Regions from separate parts of the Homo sapiens genome. Here regions 2, 3, 4, 5 and 6 are each linked to region 1. A link is a contact called in ENCODE Hi-C or POLR2A ChIA-PET data. All regions are on one chromosome and are shown on one strand. Each heading gives the region's core, a stretch centred on a gene start or an enhancer-like site at or near the end of the contact. The rest is flanking DNA. Distances are from core to core; before and after follow the strand shown.

Evidence for each region. Hi-C counts contacts between places; a loop is a spot of excess contacts on that map. ChIA-PET counts read pairs that join two places held with the same protein, here RNA polymerase II (POLR2A). Pooled maps may share reads with other maps.
Region 2: a pooled map shows a loop between it and region 1 (4-fold over the local background). The contact joins two enhancer-like sites. A Hi-C loop is called at or near these places in 1 of 168 maps with a recorded cell type or tissue (OCI-LY7), 6 of 37 single-sample maps with no recorded cell type and 5 of 50 pooled maps. POLR2A ChIA-PET finds 5 or more read pairs at or near these places in 1 of 52 experiments (naive thymus-derived CD8-positive, alpha-beta T cell).
Region 3: a pooled map shows a loop between it and region 1 (4-fold over the local background). The contact joins the promoter of RBM47 here to the enhancer-like site in region 1. A Hi-C loop is called at or near these places in 5 of 37 single-sample maps with no recorded cell type and 4 of 50 pooled maps.
Region 4: a loop to region 1 is called in a map of OCI-LY7, with 5 times the contacts of the local background. The contact joins two enhancer-like sites. A Hi-C loop is called at or near these places in 1 of 168 maps with a recorded cell type or tissue (OCI-LY7), 3 of 37 single-sample maps with no recorded cell type and 6 of 50 pooled maps. POLR2A ChIA-PET finds 5 or more read pairs at or near these places in 1 of 52 experiments (T-cell).
Region 5: a loop to region 1 is called in a pooled map, with 4 times the contacts of the local background. The contact joins two enhancer-like sites. A Hi-C loop is called at or near these places in 1 of 37 single-sample maps with no recorded cell type and 4 of 50 pooled maps. POLR2A ChIA-PET finds 5 or more read pairs at or near these places in 2 of 52 experiments (GM12878 and MCF 10A).
Region 6: a loop to region 1 is called in a map with no recorded cell type, with 9 times the contacts of the local background. The contact joins two enhancer-like sites. A Hi-C loop is called at or near these places in 4 of 37 single-sample maps with no recorded cell type and 4 of 50 pooled maps. POLR2A ChIA-PET finds 5 or more read pairs at or near these places in 2 of 52 experiments (OCI-LY7 and activated naive CD4-positive, alpha-beta T cell).

What each region holds. Positions count from the first base shown.
Region 1 is chr4:40,991,331-40,994,526 of GRCh38, forward strand. The region is part of intron 6 of APBB2 (amyloid beta precursor protein binding family B member 2); the gene reads right to left. Among named protein-coding and RNA genes, the nearest start is that of APBB2, 220 kb to the right of the region's middle. Within about 2 kb of position 1,526, at least 9 of the 41 ENCODE cell types and tissues checked have a DNase peak (open chromatin) inside an H3K27ac peak, as active enhancers do; they include GM12878 and OCI-LY7, where a contact is called at or near this core.
Region 2 is chr4:40,558,333-40,561,528 of GRCh38, forward strand. All of the region lies in intron 1 of RBM47 (RNA binding motif protein 47), which reads right to left. Among named protein-coding and RNA genes, the nearest start is that of MIR4802, 58 kb to the left of the region's middle. RefSeq lists an enhancer at 3,104-3,196. Within about 2 kb of position 1,484, at least 5 of the 41 ENCODE cell types and tissues checked have a DNase peak (open chromatin) inside an H3K27ac peak, as active enhancers do; they include OCI-LY7, where a contact is called at or near this core.
Region 3 is chr4:40,628,373-40,631,568 of GRCh38, forward strand. RBM47 (RNA binding motif protein 47) reads right to left here and starts at 1,492. Exons shown (of 7, transcript NM_001098634.2): 1 at 1,024-1,492. RefSeq lists enhancers at 349-1,225, 1,226-2,103, 1,286-1,355.
Region 4 is chr4:40,655,086-40,658,281 of GRCh38, forward strand. No RefSeq gene overlaps it. Among named protein-coding and RNA genes, the nearest start is that of RBM47, 27 kb to the left of the region's middle. Within about 2 kb of position 1,471, at least 3 of the 41 ENCODE cell types and tissues checked have a DNase peak (open chromatin) inside an H3K27ac peak, as active enhancers do; they include OCI-LY7, where a contact is called at or near this core.
Region 5 is chr4:40,671,341-40,674,536 of GRCh38, forward strand. No RefSeq gene overlaps it. Among named protein-coding and RNA genes, the nearest start is that of RBM47, 43 kb to the left of the region's middle. RefSeq lists an enhancer at 942-2,141. Within about 2 kb of position 1,716, at least 13 of the 41 ENCODE cell types and tissues checked have a DNase peak (open chromatin) inside an H3K27ac peak, as active enhancers do; they include GM12878, where a contact is called at or near this core.
Region 6 is chr4:40,721,216-40,724,411 of GRCh38, forward strand. No RefSeq gene overlaps it. Among named protein-coding and RNA genes, the nearest start is that of NSUN7, 27 kb to the right of the region's middle. Within about 2 kb of position 1,561, at least 12 of the 41 ENCODE cell types and tissues checked have a DNase peak (open chromatin) inside an H3K27ac peak, as active enhancers do.

The sequences.
Region 1 (3,196 bases), core at 276-2,775:
AAATTTTTTATTTTGCTTCCTGGTATTGATTTTTAAAAGTCCCCTGGAAAATGCCTTGCATTTAAAAACCCTCACACCCCTTACGATAACCTATTCTGTCCCTAAAATTAAGACTATAACTTTCAAAACACTTTAGATGAAATTGTGCTAGGCCAGAGTAAGTGATCCTATTTATTTTTTTAAAAATATGTATCCAAAAAGTACAGGGGGAAAAAAAACCTATAGTGTTCTAACTATAGCAATTTCCTCCTGCTTTTATCCCTGTGTCTGAAGTGAGGTCATTTTTGTTTGTTTTTGGCAAGTGAACAGAGAAAAGAAGAAAGAAAAACACACACACACACCCTAGACTTTTCACCCCCTCCTCCTAAAACAGACACACTTGTTAATTTACAGCTTTGAAAATCATCTGGGTAGTTCTTCCATAATTCACCATCTTCCTTGGTTTTCTAGGATTTTTTTTAGAACCTTCAGACCCCAGAGGGCATTTCACTTGAAGATGCTACTCGTCTCATCCCTTCAGAAGGTGGGCTGAGGTTTCCTTAAGAATCTTCTATGAGAGTGGTCTGCAATTAGAAAGTTATAACAATTCTACCTGTGAGGGTGTTCTACAATCAGAACACTGCTCTCACTCTCCCTCCTCCTCCCCATCTCTCTCTCTCACACTCACGCACAGACACCACACACACCACACTCACACTGAAATTAAGAGTGAAAACTGTTAAGGCTAAAAATACTACAGAGAGAAAAGCATCTTTGCTAACACTTAATACTCAGAACAACTTTTTGAAAGTGAAAATGACGATGCTTTACCTGACTGATTATCAATGCAGCTGCCTTTTTTGTTTGTTGCTTGTTTTTAAGAGACAGGGTCTCACTCTGTTGCACAAGCTGGAAGCCAGTGGCATAATTATAGCCTTGACCACCTGGGCCCAAGTGACATCCTCTGCCTCAGCCTCCCGAGTAGCTGGTACTAAAGGTGCACGGCACTACACTTAGCTAATTTTATTTATTTATTTATTTTTGGTAGAGATGGGGGGGGGTCTTTCTATGTTGCCCATGCTGGTCTCAAACTCCTAGCCTCAAACTATCCTCCCACCTCAGCCTCCCAAAGCACTGGGATTACAGGTGTGAGCCACTGCACCAGATTGACACAGCTTTTTAGTTCGCTTCAGCAGCTATAGATTTACCTTCTGATGTAGTTAAACAACATTTTAGATACGTGCTGAACAGCAGTCTTGGACACCTCATTAATATGTAGTAAGGAAGAGAGCAAACCAACACTTGGAAAATTGTTCAATGAGGTGTGTGAAATGACTGGATGGAAACGCTGGTAACCCCTGGAAGTAACGCGGGAAGTATGAAGCCAGCGAGCAGGAGTATCACGAGCAGAAGACCGACCCCCGATGTCCAGGCCAGGGAGCTGCACCACCCTCAGGACCCATCACCTTCCTCACCCCTTCAAGTAAGACCGAGGCTCATGGGCAATGACGAACAAGCCAAACCACAGGGCCGGATGGAGATAGGCCGGCCTGCCATGTGCAGGATCTCTACGTTGTGAAACACTGTCTTCCTGCCTACTTGTTCTAGTCTACTCTGCTGCTTATCTGAAGTTATTTTCTGTTTGTGTACACAATCGTAGTCCCTCTTTTACTCTCTCTCTGTGCTTTTCCTTCAGTGGGAGAATTAATTTTCCATACCAGAATATTTATAAAATCCAATTTTTGCTGAGCCCTTACTACATGGCAATCACTACGTTCTGTGCCCCACATGTCTTGTTTCAGTTAATCATCACAACCACCCCACAAGGCAGAGACTATTATTAACCCTATTTGACAGAGGAGGAAACGTATGGTGTTAAGTGACTCAGCCACAATCATCCATTTAGTAATAGCACAGCTGGGATTTAAATATTCAGTGTTCATAGTGCAGTAAAGCTTATGGCACAAATTCCATTTTAGGGACAAGAACAAGAGAAGAGATTTCCAGTAGTTTAATTTCTGGAGCACAGGAGCAATTAAGAACTCTTCTCTCTTTTTTTTTTTTTTTTTTTTTTTTAACAAAAATGTTTTTTGAGACAGGGTTACCCTTTGTCTCCCAGGCTGAAGTGCAGTGGTGTGATCTTGGCTCACTGCAGCCTTGACCTCCGGGGCTCAAGGAGATCCTCCCACCTCAGCTTCCTGAGTAGCTGGGACTACAGGCACGTGCCATCATACCCAGCTAATTTTTTGTTTATTTTTTATAGAGATGAAGTCTCATTATGTTGCCCAGGCTGGTCTCAAACTCCTGGCCTCAAGCAATCCTCCTGCCTCAACCTCCCAAAGTGCTGGGATTACAGCATAAGCCATCATGCCTGGCCACTTCTACTTGATTCTATCAAAAACAAAAGAAAATATTATTTTTTAAAAGAAAATAAATGTTTTCCACGTTTTTCATTAAGGCTGTGATTCTTGTTAAATGTTAGCCAGATCAGTATCCATTATAATAGGAACACAGCACTTCAAACACAACAGAAGGCCCTAACTAAAGCAGTTCCTGTGTCAGAATCTGAGCCATGCTTCTCAAATGATGCATAGAGGAGGAAGTTAAAATGCAGGTTCCTGAGACCCACTACCTGCGTCTGAGTCTGTAAGGCACAGGTAGGGCCCAGGTATCTACATTTAAAGAAACACCTAGGAGAGGCTGGGCGCGGTAGCTCACACCTGTAATCCCAGCACTTTGGGAGGCCAAGGCAGGCAGATCACAAGGTCAGAAGATCAAGACCATCCTGTGAATGGTGAAGCCCCGTCTCTACTAAAAATTACAAAAAATTAGCCGGGCACGGTAGCGGGCGCCTGTAGTCCCAGCTACTCGGGAGGCTGAGGAAGGAGAATGGCGTGAACCTGGGAGGTGGAGCTTGCAGTGAGCCGAGATCGCGCCACTGCACTCCAGCCTGGGCAACAGAGCAAGACTCATCTCAAAAAAAAAAAAAAGAAACACCTAGGAGTTCTGATGCAGACAGACTACAGGCCAAACTTACTAGCTGCAACGAGATTTTCTCCAAGACTTGCAAATGAAGAAAATAAGATTGCTCTTGAAGTTAAAGTATGATAGTTGAATCAGTCAATGGATCAAAACCAAGAAATGGAGTAAGAGTGAGATAAGATGTCTCCCAAACATAGTATGACTTATCTTTAACTCAGTAGAAAATATTACTGTA
Region 2 (3,196 bases), core at 234-2,733, 430 kb before region 1:
CATTTAGACATTCATTTACTCAATCATTTATTGAATGAGTAAATGTCTAAAAAATATGTACTGAGGCTGGGCATGGTGGCTCACGCCTGTAATCCCAGCACTTCAGGAGGCCGAGGCAGGTGGATCACTTAAGGTCAGGAGTTCAAGACCAGCCTGGCCAACATGGTGAAACCCTGTCTCTATTAAAACTACAAAAAAAAAAAAAAAAAAATGGGCCAGACATGGTGGCTCATGCTTGTAATCCCAGCACTTTGGGAGGCTGAGGTTGGCAAATAACCTGAGGTCAGGAGTTCAAGACTAGCCTGGCCAACATGGTGAAACCCCATCTCTACTAAAAATACAAAAATTAGCCAGGTGTGGTGGTGGACACCTGTAGTTCCAGCTAATTGGGAGGCTGAGGCAGGAGAATTGCTTGAACTCGGGAGGCAGAGGTTGTAGTGGGCCGAGATCGTGCCACAGCACTCCAGCCTGGTCGACAGAGTCAAACTCTGTCTAAAAAAAAAAAAAAAAAATTAGCCGGGCGTGGTGGCAGGCGCCTGTAATCCCAGTTACTTGGGAGACTGAGGTAGAAGAATCACTTGAACCCAGGAGGCGGAGGTAGAAGTGAGCCAAGATTTCGCCACTGCACTCCAGCCTGGGTGACAGAGTGAGACTCCGTCTCAAAAAAGAAATGTGTACTAAGCCCCTCCTATGTTCCAAGCACTGTGCTAGTGATTGTGGTGAATAGGGCAGATCCAGCCTTTATTTTATCCCTATTACAAGGTATTTATCCCTATTACAAGGTATATTACCATGACATAGATAGCATTTGCCCCTCAGTAATGGTTTTTTCTTTAGAGGCTACTTCACCAAGACAGAATATAAGCTAGTTTGGATTATATGGAAAAGCAGCCTTTGCCTCTATTTCTGGCAAATAGAAGGAGAGAGCCTAATAAATATTTTTCAAGTGAGTCTAACATGAAATCAGGCTGTGTTTCTCAAACAATTACAGGTGACAAACACAGAATACGATATGGCTAGCCCATAATGTGGGTGTTATTTCTACAATAACGAATCAAGTGACATGGGTATGCAAGCATCATTTCAGAAACTATACAGAGAAGCTGCATTTTCTCCCTCAAGCCCCAAAGTCCAAGATAATGTCAAGTGAGAAAGCCTGAAGCAAACATTGGAGATCTTATCTAAATTTTTTAAAAATAAGACTGTTAAGGAAGAAAAACTGAGGTGTTGTTTAAATATAAAAGATTCTATCTTTGTTCCTGTGGGTGACCAACACCAGGGTAGAGAAAATCTTGATTCAGCAAATATTTTTTGAGTTTCATGAAATATCCCCTCCACCATCCTCTAAGGTCCCACCCAAATCGGGAAGACTCTTGGTGGTGCAAAAATAGGATTATTGTTGTTTTTGCGAAGTCAGGCCCTTTATTAGAGGGTAGAAAGAACACTTGTTCCTGATTTCTCAACTTCTGATTCCTGTTGGCAGCACATAATATGCCCCAGCCTTGACTCTCAAGCACAACAAACTGCAAATGAAATAGATAAGTCACTGTTCCTTCAAATCTGTACATTACAAGCCATTTCTAGTGTTTACCTTTTTTAAAATTTTGGCCAAATTACTTGCACTAGCCAGATAGCTGTTAGAGAGATTAGCAAGTAGGTCTGAGAATCACTCACCCATAACCACGCGCTCACTTTCTTGATATTACTCTCTTATTTTTCCATCCTGACCCTGGCACAATAGTTAAACACCAGCCTGGTCAGCAAAACAGTGTTGTCAAAACGCAGCCAAGCTGAGTTTTGACCCACAGAGGTCTGACAGTTGTCAGGAATTTCCTAACATGGCCAGGGTCACTGACAGTTAAAGGTTTCACTGGTATCACCTGCAAAATCTAACTCCACTCCATGAAAAGTGCAGAAAACTCTTAAAATGCTTTCTGTGCTGCCTAAGGTTCTGATTTTAAAACACAAGAGTATGGAAGTTCAGACTTTTGGTTATCTCCACTTTGCCAAGGCACAGGTGTTTGAGGAATGAGCATGTGCATGGCCCAGCACTTTCTTACCACTCTTGGATGATCAAGAGTTCAAAGCAACCTTGCCAGGTGCATTTAAAAAAAAAATCTAACCAGAGCTCACAATACAACCAATTCCTTGGATTGAATGAGGACACCTCGGCTCTCCCTGCTCCCGGCAGTGCCAGCCTTTGGTCACTTGCCAGTCCAGGGGAAGCCAGGAGGTGACCTCCCCGACCCTCTCCTGCCTAGTCATACATTCGAAGTTTTCATCTATTTTGTATGATGCAGCCATCTATGCCCTCTTTGACTGCTGACCACCATAACTAAAAAGTTGCTGCTAGGCTGGGCGTGGTGGCTCATGCCTGTAATCCCAGCACTTTGGGAGGCCAAGGCAGGTGGATTACGAGGTCAGGAGTTCAAGACCAGCCTGGCCAAAATGGTGAAACCCCGTTTCTACTAAAAATACAAAAAATTACCCAGGCATGGTGGCAGGCGCCTGTAATCCCAGCTACTCAGGAGGCTGAGGCAGGAGAATCACTTGCACACAGAAGTGGAGGTTGCAGTGAGCCGAGAACGCGCCACTGCACTTCAGCCTGGGCAAAAAGTAAGACTCCTTCTCGGAAAAAAAAAAAAAAAAGTTGCTGCTATTCCCTTTTCTCTCACTATTTCCCACATTCTTAGCACTGCCTACGTGTCAGGAACTGCATTAAAGGAGACTATGTGTCTGGTTTTTTACCTCCCAACAATCAAGCCTGGTAAGGAACTGTTAAACCCACTTTCAGTAAAGAAGACTGAGGTCCAGAGAGATTATCTTATTATAAAGTGCCCAAGAGGCAGGATGGGACTTAAATCTTAGCCTTTCTGGGACTATTTTTCCATTGTCTTTTTTTTTTTTTTTTTTTTTGAGACGGAGTTTCACTTTTGTTGCCCAGACTGGAGTGCAATGGTGCAATCTCGGCTCACTGCGACCACCGCTTCCTGGGTTCAAGCGATTCTCCGGCCTCAGCATCATAAGTAGCTCGGATTACAGGCATGCACCATTACGCCTAGCTAATTTTTGTATTTTCAGTAGAGATGGGATGTTGACCAGGCTGGTCTCGAACTCCTGACCTCAGGTGATCCACCTGCCTTGCCCTACCAAAGTGCTGGGATTACAGGCATAAGCCACTGTGCCCAACTTCTTT
Region 3 (3,196 bases), core at 242-2,741, 360 kb before region 1:
TCTTCTTATGCTCTAGGTTGAGTACTTTGGTTTATCTAGAGGTTGTGTGTTACGCCGCTGACCACCTTTCACCTTTTAGAATCGGCACCTGCAATTCTCAAATGCTCTGGATCTAATTGCCAACCTTTTGAGCTCAAAACTTCGGCAACTCCTTCATGTTGGGTTGTCAACCCTTTGCTTTCCCTCCCCTGAGAAATTCGTATGACCTTGCCTTAAAACTTTTAAAGAATACATTTTAAAATCTATATTCCTGCTAAAGAAAACAGTGAGTCATTAAAATACCACCAGATAAAAAAAAAAGGTTTGATTTTTAGTTCAGGTCGGTAATGGCCTGTAAGTACCTTGAAGATGGTATCTTCCTATCACTTATGCCTTGGGACAGTACCCAAGAGTGGCTGAACTTTTACCTAATTAAAAAATGAGTCATTTATTTGAAAAATTCCACTTCCATTTATTTTATCTGATTTCTTAAATATCCGGTCAACTGCTAATTTGTCAGATGTCATAATTCGTCAGTCCTACCCTTTTCTACAGGCTGAATTTTTAATTTGAAACAACTACACCTCTACCGAGTGTTACTTTCAGACGTAAATTACTGCAGGAAGACCCCCCTCTGCCTTGGTTAACACTTAAATGAGATGCCTCCTGTCCAGGACGCTTCCTCAGTCTCACTGTAATAATCTGAGTCTAAAGTCACCTGTGCTTCTGGGCGGTCCAATCATGTATTTTCAAGAGTGAAAAAAAAAAATCAGTTTCTTTTATGGGAAAAGATTCATCACTACAGGAAACACGATGGGACTGACTGTATATGATTATCTGCCTTCCCAGAGGTTGACCCTTTTAAAACCGTTTTATAAACCCTTTATTTCCCACTAAATATACCAAGAGACAGAAGATGAGTGATAGCATGAGGGATAAGAGCTAAAGAGAGAAGAATAAGAAAAAAATATACACTTCAAAAATTGGGACCCAAATGTAAGATTAAGGGACAATAGTTAGAAGGACTACCAAAAACCACCTTACCTTTCCTTGTTAAGTTTTTGGAGCCGCCCACTTCAGAAATTAACACCATTCACAGCCCAGGAGCAACTTAACACAGCTAGGAAGTCACCTACAACATCTTCTCGTCCGCCTTCTTTTTAATGTAAAACCAAAATAAGGAGTGTCCAGCGACTCCCCACCGCGCCGCTTAAAGCAACAGAGCGTTTTAGGCTTAACTCCCAGGCTCTGGGAATTCCAGTGGGTCAGAATTGCTTAACCTTGGAGACTTGCAGAGAGAAAGTCTCCAGGAGGACCGCTCCCCAAACCCTGGTTTCTCTCTATCCCAAGCTGCACATTCCACAGTGGAAAGCGGGAGCGGCGACCCGAAGGCAGCGAAGTTCTCTCGGGCTCAGCTCCCGAGGCCGGGAGCGCGCGGCGGTTCCACCCGCAGAGCGGCGCCGCGTCCCGGCTGCGTGGGGCGCTGCGCACGGGAGCGCTCAGCGTCTAGTCTGCGGGCCCTTCCCGGTTCCCTCCCTCTCTCCTCCCGCCGCCCGCCCCCTGCCGAGGCCATCCGCCTCACAGTAGCAAGGTTGTCTCTCGTCTACTCCCTTCCCTTAAACTCACCAAACCAGATTTTTACTCCCAACACCGGCAACTTCCCGTAAATCTGCCCTGAAATTTTATCCTGCTGGCTGAGCCTCCCCTGGCTAAAGGCCAGTGCCACATTCCTGTTGTTTTTTAGGAGCGCAGATACCTTTGCTGAAGGTTCAAAGAAAATCGGCCTTGATGGCAGAGATTGGGGGACTTGACCAGACGGACTTCTCTCCCCGCCCCAAAAGTCACATGCCTTTCAGACACCCAGAAGTGGCACCTGCTCCACCTGGGGGCATCTGTCCGAGTCAGACGCTCGGCCCCCTTCGGGCTGCTCCGAGAAACCCAGCCAGAACCACGTTGGAGAAATTAGGAACCTGCTGCTGAATTTCAAGCCGATCGGAACCGCCCCGCTCCCCTTCTTCCCCCCATAAACAAGTCGCTGGACGAGGTGGGATCTCTGCGACCCCCGCGTGCCCGGGGAGAGCTCCCGGGGCGAGCTCCCGGGGCGTCCTTACCTGGGGCCGAGCATGGCTTGGCCGCGCGCAGGCAGGAGCGTCACGCGGACGGGGCCCTGACCTTTGCCGGGGCCTTCGCAGCAGGGCCTGGGGCCTGGGCGCTGCTCGTTCAGAAGTGGCTCATTTTAGTGCGCTCTGACCTAGAGTTACGGAGGGTTTCTAGAAAGGGAACAAAAAAACACTGCATTTAGAAACAGCAGCCAAGCCCTCGCTTCACCTTGCCTGCTCTCTGGGGAGTTGGCTCGAACCCCCACCCCATCCCAATTCCCAAGAAACCCAGATGTCCGCAATCCGCGCCCCACCCCCTCCGCCTTACCTGTTTATACAAGAGTTAAGGAGCCTCCCGCATTTCAGTGGAGCGCTAAGCCTGTTTGTAGGCGCGGAATGGGCCAACAGGAATCGAATTCTGTGACTAAACAAACTAGAAGAGGAAGCAGGCACCACCAGGAACCTAAAACAGAGTTGTGATTTCGGGTTGCAGTGTCATTCAGCTGAGGGGAAAGAAAAAAATACCGGGCTACTTTAGTGAAAGAATGTTCCAAAAATGGTTCTTTGCTGGTTGAGTTAACACATGCAAAGAGCTTAGAACGGTGCCTAGCACACAGTGTTAGCTGCCGTTATTGTTGTTGTTATTCTTCTTATTATTATTTACATTATGGCTTTTTTCTGAAGAAGAGTGTGTGGTCAGAGTTAGACATGGGCTGTAGCACCAGCATTGCCACTCACCAGCTGTGAGGCCATGAGCAAGATATTTAATCTCTCCCAGCCTCAGTTTCTGGAAGATTCTAACGATGGGATTTTTACAAACAGTTTATATTCATTGCTGACAGTCTTGAATACAATGGGAAATAAAGTCCCTGTAAAGGGTAGCCAACTGAATTTCATCTCACTTAAAAGTTACAAGATTGACAACAGAAATGGAGATAAATTTGCCTGCATTCCATGAAGCTCACTAACGGGAAGGAAATTCAGGGCCCAGCAATCACCCATCTGCTATGCTTAATTCTCATTTGTATTTTGGCACTTGACCTGGTGTCTTACCCTGGGATAGTTACTTATCCCAGACTGGGCCGGACAAATAATGACCCTTGCCGTTTGAAAAGCAG
Region 4 (3,196 bases), core at 221-2,720, 340 kb before region 1:
AGCTCACCCTTGTAATCCTAGCACTTTGGGAGGCTGAGGCAGGCGGATCACTTGAGGTCAGGAGTTCAAGACCAGCCTGACCAACAGGAAGAAGCCCCATCTCTACTAAAAATATAAAATTAGCCAGACATGGTGGCACATGTCTGTAATCCCAGCTACTCGGGAGGCTGAGGCAGGAGAATTGCTTGAACCCGGGAGGCAGAGGTTGCAGTGAGCCAAGATCACGCCATTGCACTCCAACCTGGACAACAAGAGCAAAACTCCATCTCAAAAAAAAAAAAAAAAAAAAAAAAAACAGTGGAAAGGCTTGGGTAGAATTTTTTTTTTTTTTTTTTGAGACAAGGTCTCCCCGTCTGTCTGTCGCCCAGGCTGGAGTGCAGTGGTGCGATCTCAGCTCACTGCAACCTCTGCTCCCTGGGTTCAAGGGATTCTCCTATCTTACCCTCCCAAGTAACTGGGACCATAGGTGCGTGCCACCACACCCAGCTAATTTTTTGTATTTTTGGTAGAGACAGGGTTTTGCCATATCATCCAGGCTGGTCTTGAGCTCCAGACCTCTATCTGCCCGCCTCAGCCTCCAATGTGCTGGGATTACAGGCCTGAGCCACTGCATGATAACCATTATTGTTGCATTAATAATGAATATTGTATAGAACACTTGTATATTGTCATTCGCAGAGTATCTTTTTAAATTTGCTTTATTTGGGCCTGGCCGGTAATTTTTTTTATAGATAAAGATGGGTTCTCACTGTTGCCCAGGCTGGCCTCTAACTCCTGGCCTCAAGAGATCCTCACACTTTGGCATCACAAAGTGCAGGGATTACAGACATGAGTCAGTGTGCTCGGCCCAAAAAAGGCAAATATAAAAGGATACTCTGCAAATGACAATATGCAAGTGTTCTATACGATATTCATTATTAATGCAACAATAATGGTTATCATGCAGTAATAACAACTGTAATGGAAAAAGTTTTAAATGCTCATCATCAAAGTGAATATCTAAACAGGAACTATAAATCATTGTATCGAATGTCTAATCAAACAGGGTTTGGAGGATGATCCCTGGCTAACCAGACATTGGGAGCTTCCGGCATCAGTTTTCATCATTGAATGTCTAAGTTTCTGGGCTCAGAAAAAAGTTTGCATCATCAAAAATGTGGATATGTGAGAAACAGTGCAGAGAAGGTATAGAACATTGTGAAACCTCTTTCTCTGAACAGTTTTAACATCGAAAGTGCCATCTGGCCACAAGGATCAGAAAATAACCAGATTACTAGCTGCCAGATTTTACTTCTGCAAAAAAATAAATCAAAAGACTCAGTAATCTATCAGTGCAGGAATTCTGGGTTGTGATCAGAATAAAATAGGTGGCAAAATGTTCCTATGAGTATCAAGGCCAGCAAAGAATCTCTTTGGCCTTTTAGAACTGGATCACGTTAACTTGAAACTGAGTCTCCGTGCAAAGGGATGGGGCATAGCTCCTTCAAAAGAGGATGTGGGTAATCAGACCACTCAAACAGGTGGCACAGTCAGTGTGGGAGTCTTGGTCCCACTGAGGTATCAATACTCATCTGGGGAGCCCTCCTCCTGCCCTGCTAATTACGTTAATCTCTTAAATTCCCTTAAAAAGTCATGGCACTTTTCAGGCTGGGCATGGTGGCTCACGCCTGTAATGCCAGCATTTTGGGAGGCCGAGGCTGGTGGGTCGCTTGAGCTCAGGAGTTCAGTCAAGAATGGCTCCGGCAACATGGTGAAACCCCATCTCTACGAAAACATTGAAAATTAGCCGGGCATGATAGCGTGTGCCTATTTTCCCAGCTACTCCGGAGGCTCAGGTGGGAGAATCATCTGAGCACAGGAAGTTCGAGGCTTCAGTGAGCTGTGATTGTGCCACTGCACTCCAGCCTGGGTGACAGAGCGAGACCCTGTCTTAAAAAAAAAAAAAAAAAAAAGTCCTAGCACTTTTCAAACATGTTAGGGACTTTAGAACTTATCTGGCCAAATGCTTCCATTTCACAGGTGAGGAAAACAAAGTCTCAGAGAACTACTCTGAAGGCCAGAGAACTCATCAGTGGCTCAAGCAAAACATGAATCTCCCGCTTTCCATAACAGTTTTCTCTTCACAGTGCTGCTGCCTTCCCCATCCTTCCACCTTTAGTGCTCCCACAATCTTTTTTTTTTTTTAGGCAGAGTCTCACTCTGTCACCCAGACTGGAGTACACTAGTGCAATCTCGGCTTACTGCAGCCTCCACCTCCCAGGGTTCAAGCAATTCTCCTGTTTCAGCCTCCCGAGTAACTGGGATTACAGGCGCCTGCCACCATGTCTGGCTAATTTTTGTATTTTTAGTAGAGACGGGGTTTCACAATGTTGGTCAGGCTGGTAATTTTTGTATTTTTAGTAGAGATGGGGTTTCACCATGTTGGCCAGGGTGATAATTTTTGCGTTTTTAGTAGAGATGGGGTTTCGCCATGTTGGCCAGGCTGGTAATTTTTGTATTTTTAGTAGAGACTGGGTTTCACCATGTTGGCCAGGCTGGTCTTGAACTCCAGGCCTCGAGTAATCCACCCACCTTGGCCTCCCAAAGTGTTGGGATTAGAGGCATGAGCCACCGTGCTCAGGCTTCCCACAATAATTTTTACTTTGACACATACAGACTTCAATATCACATTCGTATGCACCAAGCTATATGGGAGAATATCTGTAAAGATTCATGAGTTGTTATGTATAGAGTGCTTAAATTGTGGACATAGAAAATAATATTTCTATCCAGATGCAGTGGCTCACGCCTGTAATCCCAGCACTTTGGGAGGCTGAGGCGGGCAGATCACCAGAGGTCAGGAGTTCGAGACCAACCTGGCCAACATGGTGAAACCCCATCTCTATTAAAAATATAAAAAATTGGCCAGGCATGGTAGCGGGCACCTATAATCCCAGCTACTCAGGAGGGCGAGGCAAAAGAATCGCTTGAACCCAGGAAGTGGAGGTTGCAGTGAGCCGAGATCGCACCATTGCACTCCAGCGTGGGCAATAGAGAGAGACTCCATTTCAAAAAAAAAAAAAAATCACTAGGCCAGGTGCGGTGGTTCATGCCCTGTAACCCCAGCAATTTGGGAGGCTGAGGCAGGAGGATTGTTTGTGGCCAGGAGTTTGATACCAGCCTGGGCAATATAGTGACACCTCATTTCTACAAAAGA
Region 5 (3,196 bases), core at 466-2,965, 320 kb before region 1:
CACCTCGGCTCCCAAAGTGGTGGGATTACAGGCGTGAGCTACTGCGCCTGGCCTGAAGGACTTCATTCTTACACCACACTGTCTCCAGGTTTTTGTTTTTTTGGTTTTTTTTGAGACGGAGTTTCGCTCTTGTGGCCCAGGCTGGAGTACAATGGTGCAGTCTTGGCTCACTCCAACCTCCGCCTCTCAGGTTCAAGCGATTTTCCTGCCTCAGCCTCACAAGTAGCTGAGATTACAGGCGTGTGCCACAATGCCTGGCTAATTTTGTATTTTTAGTAGAGATGGAGTTTCTCCATGTTGGTCAGGCTGATCTTGAACTCCCGACCTCAGATGATCTGCCCACCTCAGTCTCCCAAAGTGCTGGGATTACAGGCTTGAGCCACTGCACCCGGCCTTGTCTCCAGGTTTTAATCTTCTGTATTCTAGATTTTGTACAACCATGGAATTAAGTATCTTTCCCATATTAGACCCATTAGCAAATACCCCTGAGAGAGAGAGAGAGATTAGGTGCAGAAATAGCTCAGGAATGCCAAATCATTTAACAGATGCAGTGCTTTTGTTCTTGATTCATTAATTCATTCAACAAATATTTGATTCCCTACTATGTGCTGTAAATTATTGTGGATACTGGGAATACAGCAATGAATAAAACAAAACCTCATGCGGGAGAAAGGCAATGACAAACAAATAAACATATTTGTACATCTGAGGCATATCAGGTAGCCAAAGTGCTATGAAGAAGAATAAAGCAGGGGCCGGCGCGGTGGCTCACGCCTGTAATCTCAGCACTTTGGGAGGCCAAGGTGGGTGAATCACCTGAGGTCACGAGTTCGAGACCAGCCTGGCCAACATGGTGAAACCCTATCTCTACTAAAAATACAAAAATTAGCCAGGCATGGTGGCACGTACCTGTAGTCCCAGCAACTTGGGAGGCTGAGACGCGAGAATCGCTCGAACCTGGGAGGTGAAGGTTGCAGTGAGCCGAGATCGTGCCACTGCACCCCAGCCCGGGAGACAGGGCAAGACCCCCTCTTCAAAAAAAAAAAAAAAAAAAGAATAAAGCAGGATAAGGAGACAGTGACGGGCAGGGAACAGCGCTGCTTTAAATAAGTTGGTCAGGGAAAGACACTCCAGTCAGATGCCACTTGAGCAGAGATCTGAGTGAATTAACGACATGAACTAGAGAAAGAATATTCCACGCCAAAGAGAACAGAGGCACAGTGGCCCAAGGCAGGCAGGAGTTTAGCATAACTCAAGGGAGGGTCCAGAGGTCCTGCGGCTGGAGTGGAGTGAGCCGGAAAGAGGAAGGAAAGGTCACATGAAGAGCTGGGGCCAGGTCCTGATGGTAAGTGCTCTTTGGAACTCCTCCTTTTAAAACTGGCGTGTCTTCAGGAAGCTGAATATCTACAAAGCTAGGCCTCGGAGAGAAGGCTTTTCCTGAGTATGTTTGTGTGAGTGATTCCGTGTGTTAACAAAGCGCCCCAGGATTTGCCTTTTCTTCCCCTGTTTCTTGCTGTTAGAATGTTAATCTGGCTAAATCCATTCAGCTTCACTCGTTTGGAAATCAGTCATCTAATGCTTGTAGCGAAAAAAGGAGACAAGCTAATACATCTCAACAGAGCAGATACGTGGGAGCCACTCCCACAGATCAAGATCCTTGCAGAAACCCAAGCCATTGTTCAGCCAATAGTAAATAAGAATCCGAGTCATTCTAAAACTGAGTAGAAAGCTGAGTCATCCTTCCCTCTATCAAGAGCTTTATTCCTTTTGCATCCTGTGGATCTTGGTTGGTTAACACATTACTGAATGGTGACGTGGGTAGGTCTGTCTGCCTGCATCAAATCCTGCCCTAACCACATTCTCAAGATAGTTTTCACCACATTTACTAAACTTCCTTGAACCTCAGTTTCCTCCTCTGCAGGAGGAGGGTATGAATGCTTTATTAGTTTTCTACTGCTGTGTAATAAATTAGCACAGATCTAGAGGGTAAGAGCTACTCCCACTCATCATTTCACAGTGCTGTAGGCCAGAGGCCCCAGATGGCGTAACCAGGTTTTCTGCTAAGAGCCTTGAAACGCTGAAATCAAGATGTTGGTTGTCCGTGTCCTCACCTAGAGCTCAGGGTCTTCCTCCAAGCTCATCCCTGTTGTCAGCAGAATGTAGGTTCCTGCAGTTGTGGGACCGAGGCCTTGTTTCCTCACTGGCTGTCAGCAGAGGCCATTTCTCAGCTCCTTAAGCCTGCCCCCTTCCTCCACAGTGACCCTCTATTCCAAAGCAGCAACTACACACCTAACCCTTCTGACACTTGGAAAACATCTGACTTCTGCTCTCAGCCAGAGAAAGCTCTCTGCTTTTATTCTTTTTTTTATCTACTTATTTATTTTGTAGAGTGGGGATCTCGCTATGTTGCCCAGGCTGATTTTAAACTCCTGGGCTCAAGTGATCCTCTTGCCTTGACCTCCCAAAGTGCTGGGATTACAGGCATGGGCCACCATGCCTGCCGCTTTCTGCTTTAGCAGCTCATGTTCACCCAGATAATCACTCTTTCTTAAGGTCAACTGTGCCATACAACATAATATAATCATCAGAGTGAAATCTCATCATATTCACAGGTTCCAGAGATAAAGGACATCTTTAGGGTCCATTTTAGACATTCTGCCTACAACAAATGCCTTCCTTGCAGAACTCTTTTGAAAATTAGAGATGATGTATGTGTGTAAAATAGTTGCCAGCTGCTAATAGCTGCTATTACTATAAGAGCCTCTTTGATGCAGGGAGCAACTAAGTAACTGAGCTACTCAGTGAATCAAGTATAAGACCAGACTCCGGTGCCAGGGCTGTGGCTCATGCCTATAATCCCAACACTTTGGGAGGCCGAGGCAGGCGGATCACCTGAGGTCGGGAGTTCAAGACCAGCCTGACCAACATGGAGAAACCCTGTCTCTACTAAAAATACAAAATTAGCCAGGCGTGGTGGCGTGTGCCTGTAATCCCAGTTACTCAGGAGGTTGAGGCAAGAGAATAGCTTGAACTGGGAAGGCGGAAGTTGCAGTGAGCGGAGATCACGCCACTGCACTCCAGGCTGGGTGACAGAGCGAGACTCCGTCTCAAAAAAAAAAAAAAGATCAGACTCCAAACAGTCTATGGTAAACACCTATCATTACCTTTCTTATATGTATGAATATTAAAACAGCAT
Region 6 (3,196 bases), core at 311-2,810, 270 kb before region 1:
CTGAATTCCAGCTGTTAATGTGAGGTTAACCAATTAGCAAAATTGCTGAAAATTTAACAATTGGCTCCTGTGAGCTTGTAGGAGCTGGTTCCAGCACCCACTGCATACAACTCAGAAACTTAAATGGATCCAAGGCATCCTATCCTCCTTCCCACATCTGTTACAATAGGAGAGAGGTCTCTCCTATTCTCCTCCTATCTAAAGCAAATGATCTGCCTTCTATGGTATCTTGTTCTATCAATTAAAATCCTTTTTTCTTGTATCTTCTACTTCCCCCTAACCTCTTTTTTTTTTTTTTTTTTTTTTTTTACAGAGCCTGGCTCTGTCGCCCAGGCCGGAGTGCAGTGGCACAATCTCAGCTCACTGCAAAGTTCGCCTTCCAGGTTCAAGTGATTCTCGTGTCTCAGCCTCCCAAGTAGCTGGGATTACAGGTGCCTGCCACCATGCCCGGCTAATTTTTGTATTTTTAGTAGAGACGGGTTTTCACCATGTTGGCCAAGCTGGTCTCGAACTCCTGACCTCAAGTGATCCGCTCGCCTCGGCCTCCTGAAGTGCTGGGATTACAGGTGTGACTCACCATGCCTGGCCCTGAACCTCCCCCTTTTTTACTGACTGACTTCTTTTTCTCATTTAAACTTAGTTAACCCTGTCCCACCTTTTCTATTTGTTTGTTTTAAGAACCAACTCTATTTGACTCCACATTTCCCTCTGGTTATGTCACAGATCTACTTCATAAAAGAATGGTTTCCACTGCCTGACTTACTCATCTGCTTACTGAAATCTGGGTTTCCACTGAAATCTCCTAAGTTACTAACAACTTCCTTGTTACTAAATTCAATAGCAAATTTCAGTCCTTGCTCTACTGACCTCTCTTTAGCAGCTGACACATTTGACCACTTCTTTCCTTGGCCTCTGTGACTCGATGATCCTACGATTCTCCTCATTCCTCTTGGCCTCACCTCTGTTTCCTTTTCTGGCTCCTCCCTTCTGTCTTTCTCTGACTTGTTAGTGTTTCCCCATGGTTCTACCAAAAGATAAGAGATCCCTTCTCTTTTCATTCTACTTTCCCTGGATCTGATCTCCTCCCATGGCTACAATTACCATCCCCAGGTGGATGACTAGTGATGGTTCCAGGCCAAGTCTTTGCATCTAGTAGGCATATTTGTTTGAATATCTTTGGAAGTATCATGATCGTAACATTTCTAAACTGAAAGCTCCCCAAATCGCCTCCCTTTCTGTGCTCCTGGAACAGTGAAGGGCCCCAAGTTGCCCATGCCAGAACCTTGATTCCTTTTCTCTGATACCTCATTCCAATTAATCACTAAGTCCTGCTGATTCAACTTCACATCTCTTACTCCTGTCTACCTCTCATCATCCTCAGGGTTACCACCCTGGTTCAGGCACACTACCTCTCACCAAGGTTATCCTTCCTGGTCTCCTAACCGGTCTTTCCACTTCCAGCCTTGCCTCACCCCAATCCATCCTACATTCTGCAGTGATGTCTCAAAAACGCAAATGTGATCATGTCATTTGCCTCTTCAACAGCTTCTGATGGTTCCCCTTTGTTTTGTCACATGAGTGGTCTGACCCTCATCTGCCTCTTCCTGCTCCCCACCGCATTTCCACTGATCTAAACTTTTTTCAGTTCCCTAAGCATACCATGTGCTGTTTCATCTGTGGGCCTTTAACTATACTGTTTACTTTGCCAAGAACACCATAATTTACTTCCTGGTGAATAGAGACAGGAAGTAAATTATATTCATAATCTCTCTTACCGTAACTTACTGCTTCTTAGACATTACTTACTGCTTCTTAGAAATTACTTCCTGCATAAGTGCCGCTGACCCAGCCCCCTCCACCTCCTGCAATGTTTGTTTAACTTGTCTGTCTCCCTGATAAACACTAACCTCCATAAGGACTGGGACCTTGTCTATTCTCTTCACCCCTGTATCCCCATTGATTTAAATCAATAACTCCATCCTCATTCTACCCCCTGCAGCCCCTGGCAATCAATCACCAATTTACTGTCTCTATGGAATTCAACCTCCCTCAGCAAGTTGCCAGTGGGAAATACTGAGCCTAGACCTACTATTAACTTTTAAAATAAGAATATTGAGTTAGTAATTAAGTGCCAATTATTAAACTTTTTTGTGCCTTATTTCCTTAACTTTGAAAGGATGCCTACTCATTCAAGGGCCCAAGCCAGATGACCTGCAGGGGTTTTTTTTGGTTTTGTTTTTTTTCTTTTTTGAGATTGTGTTTCGCTCTTGTTGCCCAGAGTGCAATGGTGTGATCTCGGCTCACCGCAAACTCTGCCTCCTGGGTTCAAATGATTCTCCTGCCTCAGCCTCCAGAGTAGCTGGAATTACAGGCACATGCCACCACGCTCGGCTGATTTTGTATTTTTAGTAGAGACAGGGTTTTTCCATGTTGGTCAGGCTGGTCTCGAACTCCTAACCTCAGATGATCCACCTGCCTCGGCCTCCCAAAGTGCTGGGATTACAGGCATGAGCCGCCGAACCCAGCCTGACCTGTAGTTTTAATTGCTTGACAGTCATATAAAACTTTGCCTTATTCAGCTTCTCATTTATGGTTCTGGTCAATTCATAGAATTTCCACTTACAGGAATGTCAGTTTCTGTGGCAGGAAGCAAAACCTCTCAGTATGCTCTGAGGAACCTTCCATGACTGCCATGACCAGTTCCTCAAGTCCCTGCCTTCCAGCCTACACTCTTCCCTATTCTCTAAATATGAGTTTCTTCCACTCTGATTTCAAGGAACTTGGATTATGGCAAGTCAACTTTTGAGACAGGGTCTCACTCTGTCACTCAGTCTGGAGTGCAGTGGCACAATCTTGGCTCACTGCGATCTCCAGTTCCAGGACTCAAGCCAGCCTTCCACTTCAGCCTCCTGAATAGCTGGGACCACAGGCACGCACCACCGGACCCAGCTAATTTTTCTGTATTTGTAGAAATGGGGTTTCACCATATCACCCAGGCTGGTCTTGAACTCCTGAGCTCAAGTGATCCTCCCGCCTCGGCCTCCCAAAGTGCTGGGATTACAGATGTCAGCCACTGTGCCAGGGGCAAGTCAACATTTTAAAACCTGTCTTACTTAAAAAAAAAATTTTTTTTAAATAAATGAATAAATAGGCCAGGTGTGGTGGCTCACGCTTCTAATTCCAGCACTTTGGGAGG